Regions from separate parts of the Homo sapiens genome. Here region 1 is linked to region 2. Evidence: chromatin loops called from intact Hi-C (ENCODE). Cell type or tissue: tibial artery. All regions are shown on one strand. Links, peaks and the distances in the headings refer to the core of each region. The heading gives the core; the rest is flanking DNA. Region 1 overlaps LOC124904185 (a long non-coding RNA gene). Region 2 holds the start of LINC01753 (long intergenic non-protein coding RNA 1753).

Region 1 (2,500 bases), core at 1-2,500, 490 kb after region 2:
CTAATATGGAGGGTGGGACTACTAGATCAACTGTGGTAAAAAGAATCTAAGGACAAGATACAGTCCTTCATTTGTCCATTCGTTCATTCAACAAGAATCTACTGAGGCACCTTCTGTATGCCAAGTGCTGTCATAGGCAGAGAATTCAGAGATTCATACAAACCCTGCCTCTGGGAGTTTGTACTCCATTGAAACAAGCCCAGGAAAACATCCATTATAAGAGATGGTGCTAAATTCTATATTAAGGATAAACACAAAGAAATTGGAGGTTGGAAAAGGAGCACCTAACACAGGCAGAGATCCTCAAAGCCATCTTCAGATTGCTTAAAAGATGAACAGGAACTTGTGGGTAGAGGAGGTTGGAAAGTACAAGAAGGAGATCAGCATGTGAATAGGGATGAACCCATGAAAGAGCATATCACGTTCCGGAAATATTCTCCACCCAACACTGATCCCCAGGTAGAGGCTCTGGTTTCTGAGCTTTTTCTACTGGCTTGTATTGTTTATTCTGTTCTTTTGAACTCAAGCAGATCTGGGATTGGATCCACCACCTAAGAATGTGAACTCAAGCAAAGGGCTTCATCTCTCTGAGCTTCGGTGACTTTGTCTATAAATCCCCTCAGCCACTGGCGGTAAAGACTAAATGGGACCTCATGTATCAACATGCCTAGCATGATCCTAACACACCAGGAGCTTTCAATGCTCCCTCCCTTCCCCGATGGCCCAGAAAGGCCCAGAAAGCCTAATTCCTTTCAGGGAACCAGAGAGACGAGACAGCACAGGTATAGGGCTTAAGGAGGGCAAGAGTGATTTCTGTGTTGGTGGTGTTTTTAAATGCTAACTGGAACAGGAAAAAAAAAATCAGGTGAGAGAGAAACCACAATGCCTGCCAAGGAGTAGCCTGCATTGTTCGCCCCTGGAAAAGCTGCTGGCTTAGGGCTTTTAAAGCTGGGGAAAGGTCAACCCCTCGCAAAAGAACAAACTGCATGGCCCTGTGACTTCCCTCCTCTAATTCCCATAACTCCCTGTGCTGGTTGCCTCCTCTGGAACGTGGGAAGGTGATCCCTGCCCTGCCAGGGCTGTTTGGGCTGTGTGCTTGTGCTTGCAGGGCTTTGTGGATTGGAAAGTGTAGGCAACCTGATGAAGAGGGTTGTTTCTGTGTGCTTAGCTCTGCCAGCCTGGCCTCCTGACCTCCCATGCTGTTTGCTCAGCGCTACCCATGTACCTTCCCTCAGGTCCTCCTCTACCCACTGCTCCCCCTTCTTGATTTCACCTTCCAAATCCTCCCATCCTTGATAACTGCATTTCCAAGAAGCCCCTGCTGGTGATGTCGGTCTGCACTGACCTCATGCCCTCAAGATGTCTTCAGACTGGATGGCACCATGAGAGTCGCTTTCTTTCTTCTGTGTTTTGTTTTCTTTTCCTGTTGTTTTTTTCTCACCTCTCTCAGCAAGGACCACCTGGTCTCCCACTTCCCCCATATTATCATTCTCAGAGGGCCTCCCCCAATCTGCCCTCACCCCCACCTGTTCCGAATCTAGCCACACTTTCATGCCCCAGTCAAGGCCACTCCATCTGTGTGCACCAACCTGACAATTTCAGTTCCCCAAATGTGCCATGCTCTAGCTTTCCTTCCTCATCTTCCTACTTCAGGTCTCAGTTTAGATGTCACCTCCTTGATCCTCACCTCCAATTCCGCTCAGATGAGGTGCCACTGCTATGAGTTCCCTTGACACCCTGTGTTTCCCCCATGACTGCACTGATTCCTGCTGAAATTAACCAGTCTATGCCTTTCTCCGGCTCTTGCAAGAAACTGTATGTGAGCCAGGGCTTGTCTCTCCCATTCTTTAGAGAGAGATCCCCAGCACTCAGGACAGTGCCTCCCCAGGGCAGCTGCATGAATGGCCTACCGTGGATTATCCTACTCTCTACTGCTTCACCCAGCACCGAACTCATAACAAATGCACAACAGACATTATCATGGACCCATTCTGTCCACAAGCATTTATCCAGTGCCTGCTATGTGTCAGGCCCTGGCCTGGGATAGAATGATAAATAAGACTAAAGTTCCTACTCTCAAGAAGATTCCAGGCTAAAAGAGGCAAGAAACAACTGCAGTATAGGGGATGAAGCCATGAGTAGAGATACAACCTTATTGCTGTAGAAGTACAGGGAAGGAAGCTAAAACTTCATTTAGGAGTATCAAGGAAGGCTTCTCAGAGGAGGTGGCAGTTGATAGGTTCTTTTAGAAAAGGAGTTTTCCAGGTTTAGAAAAGAGGACTGGGGTTGCCAAGGTAGAAGTAGCAGCACGTGCAAAGGTAGGAAAAGAAGAAAAGGACCACTGCATTAGGGGAAGGATGAGAAGCTTGTGGCACGAGATAAGGAGTCCAAGAGGGGAATGTAAACCATGAGGCTGGGGACGAAAGCAGAGCCCAACTGGTAAGGCAGTGGGAAGCCAGGGAGATATTTGAGCACGTGAGTCATGTCTCCAAGTTTGAGT
Region 2 (16,756 bases), core at 2,741-5,240:
TTAGTCCATTTTCATGCTGCTGATAAAGACATACCTGAGACTGGGAAGAAAAAGAGGTTTAAATGGACTTATTTTACCATCCCATAGGGCTGGGGAGGCCTCAGAATCATGGCGAGAGGTGAAAGGCACTTCTTACATGGTTGTGGCAAGAGAAAAATGAGGAAGATGCAAAAGCATCTTCTGATAAAACCATCAGATCTCGTGAGACTTATTCACTACCATGAGAACAGTATGGGGGAAACCACCCCCATGATTCAAATTATCTCCCACCCGGTCCCTCCCACAACACATGGGAATTATGGGAGTACAATTCAAGATGAGATGTGGGTGGGGACACAGCCAAACCGTATCATAACACTAATGCCTAGCACAACATATGGCTCATTTTATCAATAAAGACTCATTGAATAAATAAATTCATGAGAGAGAAAAAAACAGCTAGGACAATTCCAGGGGCTGAATTGAGCCTGGACATTCATCACTCAAGATATCTCAAGGGAGTGCAGCCAGGAAGGAATCATTGTTGAAAAACTGAAGGTCAAAGTCAATAAATCCAGACCACATGTCTTGTCCAAAGACAGAATATCAACCTAAGAATGAGTTGGCAAATAAAGAGTTTGGTGAGTTTATAGAAATATAGGGGCCGGGCGCGGTGGCTCACGCCTGTAATCCCAGCACTTTGGGAGGCCGAGGCGGGCGGATCACGAGGTCAGGAGATCGAGACCATCCTGGCTAAAACGGTGAAACCCCGTCTCTACTAAAAATACAAAAAAAAAATTAGCCGGGCGTAGTGGCGGGCACCTGTAGTCCCAGCTACTTGGGAGGCTGAGGCAGGAGAATGGCGTGAACCCAGGAGGCGGAGCTTGCAGTGAGCCGAGATCCCGCCACTGCACTCCAGCCTGGGCAACAGAGCGAGACTCCGTCTCAAAAAAAAAAAAAAAAAAAAAAAAAAGAAATATAGGACAAGGTACAAGGAATGGCTGAAGGAGAGAGGTTGTCCTGTTCATTTGGGCTGCTGTAACAAAATACCTTAGATTTGGTGGCTTATAAACATCAGAAATGTATTGCTCCCAGTTCTGAACACTGGGAACTCCAAGATGAAGGTACTGGCAGAGTCAGTGTCTGTGGAGGGCTCACGCTCTGGTTCATCATTAGCACTTTCACTGTGTCCTTACAGTGGAAGGGGCAGGGCAACTGTCTGGGGACTATTTTATAAGGGCACTAATCCCATTCATGAGGGTGTCACCCTCATGACCTAATCACCTCCCAAAGTCCTGACTTGATACCATCGTCTTGGGGATTAGGTTTCAACATATGAATTTTGAGGTAACAAACATTCAGACCATAGCAGTGGAGAATCATCAGTTTGGAGCCCTTTTGTGTGTACTCATCAGGTCTAGCGGAAGTGGGGAGAAGAGTTTCAAGGGGCTCATCTAAGCTGACTTGCATGTATACAGTAAAGTGTAATAGACACATCACAGGGTACTGGAATCAGATCGCTTGCATTTGTATCCTGGCTCCTCCATCTCTTACTAGCTCTGTAACTTTGAAGAAGTTACTAGCCCTTCTACACATCAGCTTTTCTCATCTGAAAACAATCATACTAATAATGCCAAACTCTTAAATTCATTGTGATTTGTTGGTTGGTTTGTTTGGAGACAGGATCTTGCTCTTGCACCCAGGCTAGCCGGCTAGACTGCAGTGGTGCTATCACAGCTCACTGCAGCCTTGAACTCCTGTGCTCAAGCAATCTTCTCACCTCAGCCTCCCAAGTAGCTGGGACTACAGGCATGCACCACCATATCCTGCTTATTTTCAATTTTTTTGTAGAGATGGGGTCTCACTATGTTGCCCAGGTTGGTCTCAAACTCCAGCCTCAAGTGATCCTCCCACCTTGGCCTCCCCAAATACGGGGATTACAAACTTCAGCCACTGCATCTGGCCTAAATTCACTGTGATTTTTAAATGAGCTGATTTGTGCAAATTCTCTAAATTAGTACCTGGTACATAAAAAGCTCTCAATAAGTGTGAGAAATTAGTAAATATTAATGATGCCTTCAAGATTAACATATGCCACATGTGTCCAGGCTCTCTGTGTTGGTCCACATTAAGGACTTTCCTAAAGGCAAGTCCCCCTTTGTTTGGTATATGGTATCCTGTATCTCAGACTTTTTTCACTATGCATAATAGAGTTCTTTCTACCTGCAACATACACTTGGACAGAATATATTTAGAAGTTTAAGATATGAAGTTACTTAACAGCATTTTCTAACAGTGACATGAAACTGCCAAGGCCCTGTCCCATCTCCTTTCACCCTGCTTACTATGGCTGGGGTCAAGCAGCATCATTTCCTCTTTGAAGGCACTGAGACATCCCCAACAGGATTTCTGACTCAGTGGCAAAGGCCCCATTTGGATATTGGACCCCAATCTGAATTGTGCAGCTTCATTTCCTAGAGAAGCCAAATTATTAATTTCATGATATAGGTAGTGATATAGAGGCTTTGTTTTCTTAAAAATTCTTATTCTTTAACATCTGGGAGGCTTTACATTCACAGCAAAAATAAAAAGGTGGATTCATGATCCATCCCTGCAGGATGTTGGGCTAGTGGGGACTCTCCTAGGCCCCATCAGTGTCTGCTCTCCCAACTGGGTGCAAAGGGTCCTTGTGGCCTGCAGCAAAGGAGCTGGTGGGCAGGAGTAGACAGTGCAAGTGCCCCTGAGAGATGGACAGGGAGCACAGCCTCCTTCTGTCTCCAGCACATCTCAAAGATGTCCAACTCAAAAATGACAAACTGCATGGGACACCATTGGGCATCTTCAGGCTTCCCTGCTCCTGGGGATCATGGTGTTCACACAGGCACATCCCACACTCACTTCCGCTCACACCCACACCCAGATTCTACTGACTCTGGCAAACAGATGCAGGCTAAATGCTAGGACCACCTCCCCACAGCTGCTCACACCTTCCCAGGAGGGCTTGTCTCTTGCACCTGGGAAGTGACCTATTTCCTCTAGAGCTAACCAGGGCAGATGGACAACTTGGCCAAGGGCCCTGTTCCCACAAGGACAGAGGGTGGGCAGGCACTTGGCTGCTAACAGAGCAGCCCTGGTCGCCCCATATGGGCTGACTTCAAGCAAAGGGACACCCCCATGACCTGTCAGCAGCTTCTTCTGCAATCATCTCTCCAGGGTCCATCAAGGAGTAAACTCAGTGCAATGCAGGGCATGAGGGTCACTAGTGCTGGCCTCCTGGAGGGCTCTGGCTCACTGGGCCAGATGGTTTGGTCTTGGCTTGGGGTCAGTGGCTGCTTCTTTCCCCAAGATCCACTGGCAATTGCTCTGTTGAGACAGCTGGAAGGCATCGGGGACCCAGGAGTGTATCCTGCAGAAAAACTCCCAAAGAAGAGGATACTTGGGGTCAGAGTCTCAAGGAATGCAGAGTGCATCCTGGGTAGAACCTCCACTGAAGCCTGACAGGGTCAGGTGCTGGGAAGCAGCCAAGGAGGCCTGGAAGCACGCCCCACTGGAAATGGGTATTGTGGGCAGAGGCCAAGGCTCTGCAAACCTCTCTCTCCCAGAATCTGGAAGAGACGATCCCAGCTCTGCTGGGAGGGAGGATGGATGAGGCTCTTGGGCAGGCCTAGTGGTTTAGGGATAGCAGCTTAACAGTGTGGTGATCACAACTTCAGGAGGCAGGTCCCAAGGCAACAAGTGCTAGTGACAGAGAGCAGGCCTGCTGACCTGGCTGGCAGCTCGTGCCTCCTGCTCACTCTCCCCGCAACCTGGGAACCAGAAGGAAGAGTGTGACAGGCAGGGCTCAGGCAGCACCTGCGAAATCCCTGGAGAACTGGGGACAGAGAAGACAAAGAGCAGGGCCTGCTCACACACATAAAGGAACACACACTGCAGTGCCCAGCCTGCCACTGTAGCAGCCGTGTGCTGCCCCAGCAGTTAATGCCACCCTGGAAGAGTGGAGAGCTGACCAGGACCTTGGCCTTCTTTGACTCCAGGGGTATATCAGCTCCGAGAAGAGGAGCTGGCCACACAGGGAGCCCCGGGAGTGCTTGGGTTGGCAGCACAGCTGGGGGTGGTAGGTGTGCACCATTGGCTATAGGCCCTAGGGCTGTCAGGCCACAGGATGTTCTGGATAAAGGAGGGTATGGGGTGGATGTAGCTGATCCACAGGTGGATGTGGTGAAGGAAGATGGCTCGCAGCACCTGTTTCAGTGCTGCGTTCCACCTGAGCCCGGCAGGGGTGCCCATTATCCACTCCAGCAGATTTGGAAGTTACCCCGCCACAAGGTAATAAGCTTGTCTCTTATATTCCTTCTTATAACTATTATTTTTTTCTCTTTTGTAATTGCCTCGGCTTGAGTAATAAATATGGGCTCTAAAAGTGTAAACATACAAACAACAGGTGGAGTATCTGAGAAATCCAGTTAATTCTTTCCTGAGGATTGGGACAGAGTTTTAGTGTAGGCAGCTCCTGCTTTTATCCCTTCTTGGTGCCTTGGCCTCAGTCACGTTGCCTTCCTCCACAGGCTTCTGCTAATTGACACTACTGTCTATAATTCTGCCGTGGGTACCTTAACTGAGAGTGCCTTTTGATTCTTCTGGGGAAATTCATCTACACCATTTCCTTAGACTTCTCAATCATTTCCTCATACTATAAGTAACACCATTTTAGAAAAGGAAAACAGTTTTCCCATTCTTCATCATGACATCCATTATTGGCACCTGTTACGTTTTATCATAGCTCTGAAATTCCTAAACTTCCTCAAGTTCATGGTACTTAGTGTCTCAGTAATTCCTTCATGGCATGCCTAGGCTTAAAGAAATACCTAATAATTCTGTTTATTAAGTAGTTAGTACAAAACAACTTGTTATAATAAGCATTATATTATATTATATATATTATATATGAAAAAATATATTCTGAAATAACCACACTAACTGTATTTGTTTGCTATGGCTTTGTATTAGTCAGGGTTCTCCAAGGAGACTATGTATATAAAATAAGAATTGGCTTGCACATTTTGGAGGCTGACAAGACTTAAGATCTGCAATCAGCAAGCTGCAGACCCGGGAGAGAGGATAGTATCATTCCTGTCCAAGTCCATGAACTAGGAGAGCCAGTGATGTAAGTTCTAATCCAAGTCTTGAGTCCAAAGGCAGGAGAAGATCAAGGTGCCAGCTCAAACAGTTAGGGAACAGTTAGGGAGAGAGAATAAATTCTTTTTACCCATCATTTTATTCTCTTCAGGCTTTCAACAGATTGGACAAGGCCCACCCACATTAAGAAGGGCAATCTGCTTTCCTCAGTCCGCCAATTCAAATGTCAGTCTCACTCAGAAACACCCTCACAGGCAAACTCAGACAATATTTAGTCAAGTATCTGTGCACTCGATGACCCAGTCAAGTTGACTCATAAAATTAGCCATCACTCGTTTTGATGTTAATAAAATATCCCAGACTGGGTGGCTTAAACAGCAAAAAAAATTGTTTTCTCACAGTTATGGTGGCTAGAAGTACAAGATGAAGGTGTTGACAGCTTTGATTTCTGCTGAGGCCTCTTTCCTTGGCTTGCAGATGGCCACCTTCTCACTGTGTTTCCACATGGTCTTTCCTCTGTGCGTGAGCATCCCTGGGGTCTCTCTGTGTGTTCAAATTTTCTCTTCTTATAAGGACACCAGTCGGATTAGATTAGGGCCCACCTAATGGCCTCATTTTAATTTAACCACCTCCCTAATGGCCTTATCTTCAAATATAGTCACATTTTGAGGTACTAGGGTTACGATTTCAACATATGACTTTGAAGGTGGGGAGACCCAAGTCAACCAATAACACTTACTAACGGGGTTTGTGGGCCCATTTGCCATTGTACATTTTCTCATACCTTGGAATCACATTCATCACTGCCACCCTCACATTGAATTTTATACAATACAAGCTTGGCATCACAGTAGCTGCCAAAAACCCATTTTCACAAAGGTGTAACATCATCAAATGGAGTGAAGCATTATCTAATATTGAGACTCACCTAATGGAAACGATCACAAGCTAATACTTTGCAAATGTCAATCATCACTGTGTTTTCCTTTAAAATGTGGGATATCTTGAGGTGTCCCTATGACTTGTGGTGCCAAGAACACCTTACCACACAGTTTGAGAACCATAACAATAGGTAACTTACATATTTATCACGTTGGTCTTCCCACTAACTTCCAGTTTAGTATTGTCCATTTAACTATTTATAAGAGGAGAAAACTGAGGCTAAGGCTGGCTATGTAATTTTACCAAGGTAACACAGTTAATAAATACTAGAATCAGGTCTACTACTCAGTTTTCCAGCACTGCTACTGGCGTAGAGATAAATACTTATATTTACATTGAAAAAATATATACTTAAATAATCACACTTACTGTATTTGTTTGCTTTGGTTATGTATTAGTCCAGGTTCTTCAAATAGGCCATACAAAACTGGGAGTTATTGGGAAGAACAAACGTGATAAATGTGAAAAACTGGGTTGCTCCTAACAACATAGACGTTTGTTAATATAATGCACATACATTGAAAAAATGTATACTTAAATAATCACACTTACTGTATTTGTTTGCTTTGGTTATGTATTATCCAGGTTCTTCAAACAGACCACACAAAACTGGGAGTTATTGGGAAGAACAAACGTGATAAATATGAAAAACTGGGGTGCATAGTGTTGCTTAGTATTCTACATTCAGTCCCACCTCCTTTTAGTGTATCAGTCCTTCCTGCATGTCAGAAAGCTATAAAGTTAAAAGACATTTTTTTCCAGGCTTTTTTGCAGCTGGGGCTCAGGAGACCAATTAGTATTTTTCTTTTTTTTTTAAATTTTATTATTATTATACTTTAAGTTTTAGGGTACATGTGCACAATGTGCAGGTTAGTTACATATGTATACATGTGCCATGCTGGTGTGCTGCACCCATTAGCTTGTCATTTAGCATTAGGTATATCTCCTAATGCTATCCCTCCCCCCTCCCCCCACCCCACAACAGTCCCCAGAGTGTGATGTTCCCCTTCCTGTGTCCATGTGTTCTCATTGTTCAATTCCCACCTATGAGTGAGAATATGCGGTGTTTGGTTTTTTGTTCTTGCGATAGTTTACTGAGAATGATGATTTCCAATTTCATCCAAGTCCCTACAAAGGACATGAACTCATCATTTTTTATGGCTGCATAGTATTCCATGGTGTATATGTGCCACATTTTCTTAATCCAGTCTATCATTGTTGGACATTTGGGTTGGTTCCAAGTCTTTGCTATTGTGAATAATGCCACAATAAACATACGTGTGCATGTGTCTTTATAGCAGCATGATCTATAGTCCTTTGGGTATATACCCAGTAATGGGATGGCTGGGTCAAATGGTATTTCTAGTTCTAGATCCCTGAGGAATCGCCACACTGACTTCCACAATGGTTGAACTAGTTTACAGTCCCACCAACAGTGTAAAAGTGTTCCTATTTCTCCACATCCTCTCCAGCACTTGTTGTTTCCTGACTTTTTAATGATTGCCGTTCTAACTGGTGTGAGATAGTATCTCATTGTGGTTTTGATTTGCATTTCTCTGATGGCCAGTGATGGTGAGCATTTTTTCATGTGTTTTTTGGTTGCATGAATGTCTTCTTTTGAGAAGTGTCTGTTCATGTCCTTTGCCCACTTTTTGATGGGGTTGTTTGTTTTTTTCTTGTAAATTTGTTTGAGTTCATTGTAGATTCTGGATATTAGCCCTTTGTCAGATGAATAGGTTGCACTCACATTGAGATTTTTAAGATGGGAATAAGGTGGAGGTTATTGTCCTGTTTGAGACTTGGACAATTTTTCTGCAGTGGCATCCCAGCAACTGGACTTCAGGCTTACATGTCAAGTCACAGCACTGAGTAGATTCAGTGTTCACTTCCCAGTTACCAAATCTGTGAAGGTTGAGAGCATTTGTGATGACAGCAGCAGATGCCTCCTAATCTGGCTTATTGATCCTTGGCTGTAACCACTGAGGGATGTTCTTAAACTCAAGAGTTCCAGTGGCTGTCTCCTAATTTCCCACATTTTGGACTGCGGCAGAAACAGAAGCTGTCCAGTGTGTGCGTGCATGTGTGTGTGTGTGTGTGTGTGTGTGTGTGTGTGGAGGGGGGTGGTGGCTGGAATCATTCTTGTGATATTCTGGGACATTTTTTGAAGACTCAGCTATTTTCCACATTTTAAGCCCTTAGAACACTTTAGAAAGCCTGAATTCCCTGTTAAAAGATCCTTAAGATACCTTGAGTGATACATGTTTTCTATATGTAAGTTTGGATGATACATTGTAATATGTTAATAACTTAAGAGAGAAAAGCCACTACTTTTGTATTAGAGAAATAGGAAATATAATAGTACATTTCAGCCATCATGACCTGTATGTTTAGAAGGCTCAGGAATTAATGGGCTACTTTCCATTTCTGCTATTAGGATTCATTAAACAGTTAAATGGTTTAGGTGGATCATTTCAAAAATAGACTTTTCTGTATTCTCCCCATTAGCTTTATTTTTGAAGATATAGTCCCACATATATTTCTTGGGAAATACACACACACACACACACACACACACACACACACAACCCTTTAGATGACAGACAATATAACTGAAACTTTTATTTTACCAAGAACATGAGGAAAGAAAGACATGCTATTTTAACACAAATATAAATAGATTCAATAAATCAAACTTGGCAGAGTATCAAAAGAGAAAATCAATTCTGATAATCCTAACTGTAGAGAATTCCCTAGAACTTCAATATGGTCCTGAATTTGGGAAAGTATTTCTCCTAAAGGACTAGTCCCAGCTAAAAGAATTGAGTTGTGCCTTGGTAACTGTTCCCATCAAAGCATGAGGCAGCCTCTGTTTAATAGCCAGTCTGAATGTCACTGAGGCCCAAGCTTGCCTTGTAAACCAGAGAAAGGAAGCAGAGATGTTGTGTGCTCTGAGGTCAGTGGTATCAGTAAGCACCCTGGCAGGCACACGCAAAGGGATAATTGAAAAGGGTTTAATCAAAGGCCCGTTTACAGTTAAGGTCAGGGATAGGGGAACCAACATGGGATGGAGAAAGACTAAGGGGCTAGCAATGGGGGAAGTCATTACTGCCTCTAGTACCGAATGGGCAATACCTGGAACAGCGTGAGCAGTGTAGCCTTGGAAAAGGGTGCACCTGGCAGGAGCTGTAGCCAAAAATGGAGAAAGGCAGCTACTGCTAAACCAGCAGGGCAGCCTAGCTGGCAAAGATAAGAACAAACGTTTCCAAAGCCCATCGTGCCTGGGAAATGTTTCTGATTTCGTAGTAAAACAAAAAACCCTGGATTCCGTGTGACATACTCATTAGGTGTTCTTGGAAATGTTATTTAAATGTTCTGAGGTAGGCTTCTTAGCTTAAAATGGGAATAATAATGTCAAGGATGTCATCAGGGTCAAAGAAAATAGTATATCTGAGAGTTATTCAAAAACTACAAGACAGTGAAATTCCACTCATTTTATCATCATTATTATTATAATCATTGTTAGTATTATAACCTTCAGAGACGCCCATTGATTTTAAAACATTATTTCAACAAGCCATCTTATGACAAATATATGATTTTTCTATGTGCCAGAATATTTCAAAGCTTCACCACTGCTGTCTACCAATATATAAATAGCAGGGCTACAGAGAACTATTAGTACAGTGAAGTTTTCAGAGAGTAAATAGGATACTGTAAGCTTAAAGGAAATGGAGAAAACACAAGTGGCAAGCCTTCTTAGATTTGGTATTCAGGAAAATCTGAAATTTGGAATGTGAGAAGTTGGAGACATGGTCATTCAGACAGTCATTAAACCTAAGGTATCAATATGGCAAACCTATTTCCACCTCATGCACCTACCTCATGTGCCCATGGCACACTGCAGAGCGCAGAGATAATATCAGAACCCAGATCACATTGGAGCTGAGAGAAAACATTAGAATCTTCCTTAATATAGCATTCCAGGCAGATACTGGTAATTAACTGGAGGCAGGAGAGGCGGCACATGAGATGAATCATACTGATTATAACTGGACGCTCAACAGATAGGCAGTATATTGAAATTGACTGAACACTTGGATATTTGTTTGGGCCTCACAGTTTTTAAAGGATTCTGATAAAACAGAAAGTCCAGAAAAGAGCAATCAGTATAGTTGAAAGACCTGGTTATGTTTTCCAGAAAAATGAGAAGACTTGGGTAAGGATAAGAGTAAACTCTTCCAAGTATCTGCAGGGCTATATGCTAAAGAGGGGGTAGATAAGTCCATTGCGAAGTAACTAGAGTTTATGGGTAGAAGTGTCTAAGAGACCTTTATCAGATGTTTAGCATTTAGAGCTAACCAATAATAAAAATGTAGCCTTCCAACATACTAAATTCAGTTGAATCTGGGTGAACCTCTATCAGGGGTGTTTTCAAATAAAATAATTCCTGATTTAGGAGAGTGGGTAAGCTAGATGACTATTAATATCCATTCCACGTGTATATTTCCACAGCCCTAGGTCTTTTTGAGTGCTCAGAGGTGCTTACCAGTTCTCAGAGGGCAGCTGTAAAGGAAAGCTGTATTGGTTCACTTGGGAATCTTCAGATGGGTATAGAATTGGCAAAGTCCCACATAATCCATTTGCCAGCTTTATTTTACAATGTGTTAGCCAGACCTCCCCTAGCCAATATTTTTTGCCCCAGAAGGGAAAGCCCACAATACAGTAAATTACTGATGATGCTGCCAAAAAGGAATTTCACTCTCAGATCAAATTTGGATTAAATGTAGTAAATCCAGGGCATTAGTTTTTAATAATCAAAAAGTTCTGTCAATATGCTTTAAAAGAATAAAATTCCTTCTTTTAAAGGTCCTTTTGATGTAACACTTGAAAGCTGAGATGCAATCAATCATTAACAATGTTTAATATTCTCTACCTTCTAGAAATACAATACAGTCAAGGTGCTGAGGTGTAAAAACTGGCCAAAGCTCAATGCTCATATAAGATGAAACCACTTTTGAAGTATCATTTTCTTACCCACATTCAATTTAGTCATTTCTTCAGTATATCACCTTTATCCATCACTACTTATTTGAACTTAAAGATTTTACCTGATACTTGGGTCTCTAGGTACATGTAGGGGAAAGGAAACATGGTGTAATATCCACAAGAAAAGCAAAGATTAGATTTCTCAATTTAACCTGGCAGCAAAATAGGACTTAGATATCTTGGAATGGAATAGCTAGACATTTATTTAAATTCAAGCAAATGAATCTCAGCAATGCTGCCACTTTTGGGTGGCCAACCTGAAGACAGGAATTCTGTCTTATTTTTCTCTATTTCCTTAACTCTCAGCCCAGTGCTCAAAACATAATGGCAGTCAATATGTATATAGTGAATTGAATAAAATGCAAACTACAAAGTCCTCCCTTCTCAGAGTATTCAATATATGGAATTATCCTTATTTTGTTGTGGTTGTTTTCTAATATGTCTGTCTCCCACACTAGCCTGTGAGCATTGATAGCCCCAAAGAATGATCACTTATGTCACTGTTCCCAGTGTCTAAGTCAGAGCCTGGTGGGCATTCATATGTTCGTTGAATAAATGCTTTCCTCAATGAGTTTATACTCACACACTCAAACAGGCTTTACAGATGAACAGCACTGGTTAGTAGGAAAAACAATGGCTTTCAGAGTGGCTGGAGCCAGCCTAAAGAGTCTTAAATCAACTATTTACTAACCATTTACCCTACAGAAAGATACTTATCCTTTCTGATCTTCAACATCCTCCTCTGTAAAATAGGGAGAATAGCGGTTTAAATATGTGATGTTTATTATTTATAAAACACTTTCATGCATATATTAATTATCATTAGTGTTCATTTTCCCAGTTATATACAGATGTACCATAGGGAAAACAATCATATGACAATTAAGAGGCTTTGGAGTCAGGTTTCCTGGTTTGAAACCCAGACTCAAATTTAGTAGATATATCACTTTAGGAAACTTTATCATCACCTCTGTGCCTCAAGTTTCTCTTCTATAAAATAGAGATACCAATAATACCCACTTCATAGATTGTTCGGGAGTAAAATTTTGTTTTGCATGTGAAGTGCAAAGAACAATATCTGTGTACATAGTACACAGAAAATGCAGTGATTTTTTTTGCATCTTTCTCTTCCTTTATATTGCACATAGAAGTCCTCGAGTATTATCTAGCCCAACATGTAGCAGTTCAAAGCAGAAATCTCCTTCTTATTCTATTCTGACTACATTTTAAAATTATATGATATTGATTCATCTCATCTTCTTTATTAACTTGCTGAGGTCCACAACTAAATTTCCAATTCCTCTTTTACTACAACACTTTTCAGAATCCCAATCCCTCAGTCTCAATGCTGGCCCTGAAACCTAACCCCACTATGGTGAGTTCTATCTCAGTTCATGTTTCCTCCACTTTTCCAGTCACTGATTAAATATTTCAAAATCATTTCCACCTCTTTTTTTTCCTCCCTAACCAATTTTTATCTCAGAATCTTAGTCTTTCTCCATTGTGTTTTCCAAATTCCTTCTTTCTGCTCTATTCTGCTAGTGGCACCCCAGCTCAGATTCATATCATAAACCTAGGCTATTGCATCAGCTTCCTAACTGATCTTTCAGCTTGTAATCCCTCCGTCTCATCTTTCACACCATGGCAAGGCCAATCTTTCCAAAGCACCACTCAGATGTTATGGCTCCCTCCTCAATACAGTAGTGCTCCAGGTTGTTGCCAATGTAAGGGTGAAACTCTTCCTGTTGACATCCATAGCTCCCCTCATCTGTACCCCTTTATCTCTCTAGGACTAAACTTCCAATAAAGGATGTGGGAAAAGTACTAATATTTATTTTATAGACTATTTAAGTGAGGAACTATGCTACACACTTTTGCAATTAAAATGTCATCTCATGCTTCCCACTCCATACTGATTCTCATATATTCATTTGCCCAGCACATGGCTTCCTATAAATGTGAGAACTGCTGCAAGCCACTTTACTTTCAGCAAACTCTACCAGACTTCACTCCTCATTACCCTTTGTGTATCTCCTCTCTACTGGCTGTCACTTTTACCTGTCATATCACCTTCGGATCCTGCCTCCATTTCCTTACTGTGACCCATTGGATCAGCAACAGAGTTTCACATTACTCAAAGGGGCTATGATCTGACATTCCCTTAAGGTAGTCCTTTCATGAACTGTTTCTGGACTCCAAACATAAAAATTACTGGCAACAGGTGCCTCTTTGAATCTTCTGGAACATTGCTAAAGCCAGATGCACATTCAGATTTCTACAAAAGCAATATGAAGTGGGCATTATTACCCCATTTCTCCCAATAAGAAAACCAAGCCTTAAGACAATTAAGTAGCTTGTTCAAGGACACACAGCTAGTGAGTGTCAGATCTAGAACTGGAACCCAGGTGCCTCGAGATAAAATCCTGTGTTATTTTCTAAGTACATGTTTCTTGCGCATATAATAAAATAGGTTACTTTCTTCTATGTACTTACATACTTCAGTACTAACAAACAAACAAAATATCTATTAGGTATGGTGGTAGAAATTATTTTCTGTACCACTCTCCATTCCTAAGTCTTTTGGAATGATACAAACTCTCTGACATCTCAGAATACAGCAGAAATTGCCTTCCTGCACTTTGAAGGCAGCAGGACATAGAGAAAGTGAAAAGACTTATGAACCAGACTAGACAAATCACAATGGACTGACTTGATGGCCTTGAGCAAGTTATTAACTCCCTGGAGGCATTTTCTTATGTAGAAAATGAGAATAATATGTCTTATTTCACTGAGTGGTAAGGAATGAAAACCATATTTTAAACACCTGGGCAAATTGACAAATGTTAACTCACCGTCTCTTCCATTCCATAAATGACTATCTCCTTTTGCTGCCAATAATGAATATATTTTTAAGAAGGAACTTACTCTACCCATATAATTCTAAATCTTCCAATTATAGTCTTCCAAAGAAGACTGAATTCTTCTTTGTTTGTGGGTTAATGTCTTTATATAAAATGACATCTATTGGGAAGAAATGTGATCAAATCAAAGACCAATCTAATTCCTTTTTGTAGATTCATTAAATTATTTAGAGAAGGGAAGAACCCACTAGCTGCCAAAACCTTGAATGGAAGCATAATTTCAAACACTAAACTGTCTTACCACATAAAGAGCAATACAATTCTAACCTCAGAGTTATTCAACCTCAGATGGAGAGAAATTAAACAGAAACGAGTTATATAAGTGAGGAGCCCCATACCAGTTTACAATATTTTCCAGGAATTTATTTATAACAGTCATGGAAAAAATATTGAGCTTCTATTTTGACCTTAATAGTGTATGTGGCAGAGCACCTTACAAAGTTTTCTGATTGGTTTTTACTGTTATTTTATTGTAAAATCTGTGTTTTATCAAATTTTCATGATCAACAAGATTCAGAAGGGCCCTTAGTCATAATCTCAGGCAATATCCCACTCATGTAGGCATCTCATCCTCAGAATCCAAGGGCTGAATAACTACCTCCTACTGGAGAGAAGAGAAAGAGAGGGAAGAGAGAATAAAAAATGACAATAAGTGCTTAGGAAACATCCTACCACACAGGGTTATTAATAATAGTAAATGAGGTTACAGTACTCTTTATTCATCTAGATGTTAATTTCTTTGGGAAAGCCGACATTGAATTTAGTTCTAACAACACTTTTCTAAATTATACTCCTTTGTAAGTTCTTTCTTTCTCTGCCTTTCTGCTAGGATTCCAGGTCTGCACCTGCTTCTCCTCTGATTCTTCTTTACCAGCTATCCATATTTACTCCATCCTGATGAGCTTCAGCTACCACTCTCGAAGTGTGATTCTTAAATCTCTATCTGCAGTTCAGAACTCTTCTGAATACCAGAAACCATAGGTCCAATTGATTGTTGACCATTGCCATCTGGCATTAAACAGGACTTCAAGCATAAATCCAAAACTGAACTCATCAGATTTATCCCAAAGCTCTTTTTCCCCTTGACAATTAGTCAAATAAAAATATAAACCACAAGTGTCTACTTATAGTTTTTATTTTAACATACCCAAGTTCTGGAGTGAAACTGAAAAATTCAATGCATCATTAAAGGAAATAAGAATTCTCAAAAAGCATCTGTCACTACCAAACACCTAGAGTCTGATTAATTTACAACAATCATTTTCCTTTTTAAAAAAGAAAGTTTTCTGAAGTATAATTTATGTGTAAATGACTTTCTTTTCCAAGACATAAGGGAAGAACAGGGAACATATTTACTATCCTCTATTAAAAAATTTTAATTCCAGAAAAATATATTAAAAAGTGAGTTTTAGGCATTGAACAACAAGCAGCAAAAGACTAAGAGAAGGAAATCAAACAAGGTGGGTTCTATGATTGCCCAACTTACAGCCTAGAATTGCAAAGCATGTAGGGAAAACTCAAGTAGATCATGTCTACTTGATCAAGTAGATCATATCTGGGGACGTAAAAGGTGACTAATCTTCATAGATACAGTACCAGAGTGGAGGGAGGTACACACACACACACACACACACACACACACACACACACACAGGTAGAGAGAGTGACCATGAGCATGCTTCAGAGATCTCCAGAGAGGTCCTCCAGATGTTTGACTAAGTACTAATTTATGCATACATGAAAGGAAACAACCCAAATCTAGAAAGAACCATTGGAAATTAGTAAACCAAAAAATTTCCAGAGCTTTCAGAGGGCTGAAGTGGTTTGTGTGACAACCAACCCAAGTGGAAAGACATTGTAATAGAGCATCAGGTCAAATTACCAGAAGACAATCACCATGGTAGTGGGGTTAAACTAGTTCTAGACTTACAGCTACTCTTGACATGCCTTAACAAAGCTTAAAAGCAAACATCAAAAGGATTCAATTGATTCCAAATTACTGCATGCCAGAACAACATCCAATACTATGTAAAGGAATACTACAAAACTCAGCACCCAACAATGTAAAATCACAATGTCTGGCTATGATGGTTAATATTGAGTGTCAATTTGATTGCACTGAAGGATGCAAATTATGGTCCTTGGTTGGGTCTGTGAGGGTGTTGCTACAGGAGATTAACATTTGAGTCAGTGGACTAAGAAAGACAGACCTACCCTTGTTTTGGGTGGGCAACATCTAATCAGCTGCCAGCACAGCTGGAATAAAACAGGCAGAAGAAAGTGGAATAAACAGACTTGCTAAGTCTTCCAGTCTTCATCTTTCTGCTGTGCTGCCCTTGAACGTCAGACTCCAAGTACTTCAGCTTTTGGACTCTTGGACTTACACCAGTGGTTTGCCAGGGCTCTTGGGCCTTTGGCCACAGAGTAAAGGCTGCACTGTCGGCTTCCCTAATTTTGAGGTTTTGGGACTTGGACTGGCTTCTCTGCTCCTCGGCTTGCAGATGGCCTATTGTGGGACTTCATCATGTGATTGTGTGAGTCAATTCTCCACAATAAACTCCCCTTTATATATACCTCTATCCTATTAGTTCTGTCCCTCTAGAGAATGCTGACTAATACACTGACATTCAATACAAAATTAACAGGATATTATAGACCATAATCTGGAAAAAATTAATAGAAACAGACCTTAAATGACAAAAATAATAAAACTATCAGACCAAAAATATGTT

What was found. Peaks named below come from ENCODE experiments on the same cell type or tissue, not always from the same donor. Only the 100,000 strongest peaks of a DNase experiment are listed, where the experiment ranks them.
Region 1: it touches region 2 in a loop (6-fold over the local background); 1 of 110 quality-filtered maps calls a loop at or near these places.

What each region holds. Positions count from the first base shown.
Region 1 is chr1:56,431,704-56,434,203 of GRCh38, forward strand. All of the region lies in intron 1 of LOC124904185 (a long non-coding RNA gene), which reads right to left. Among named protein-coding and RNA genes, the nearest start is that of LINC01767, 18 kb to the left of the region's middle. In tibial artery, for the core only: no CTCF peak of the experiment used is centred there; a DNase peak (open chromatin) is centred at 954.
Region 2 is chr1:55,934,980-55,951,735 of GRCh38, forward strand. LINC01753 (long intergenic non-protein coding RNA 1753) reads right to left here and starts at 9,984. Exons shown (of 3, transcript NR_147162.1): 1 at 9,937-9,984. LINC01755 (long intergenic non-protein coding RNA 1755) reads left to right here and starts at 10,108. Exons shown (of 2, transcript NR_147161.1): 1 at 10,108-10,273; 2 at 14,854-15,140. It also overlaps the pseudogene PIGQP1. In tibial artery, for the core only: no CTCF peak of the experiment used is centred there; DNase peaks (open chromatin) are centred at 3,257 and 4,097.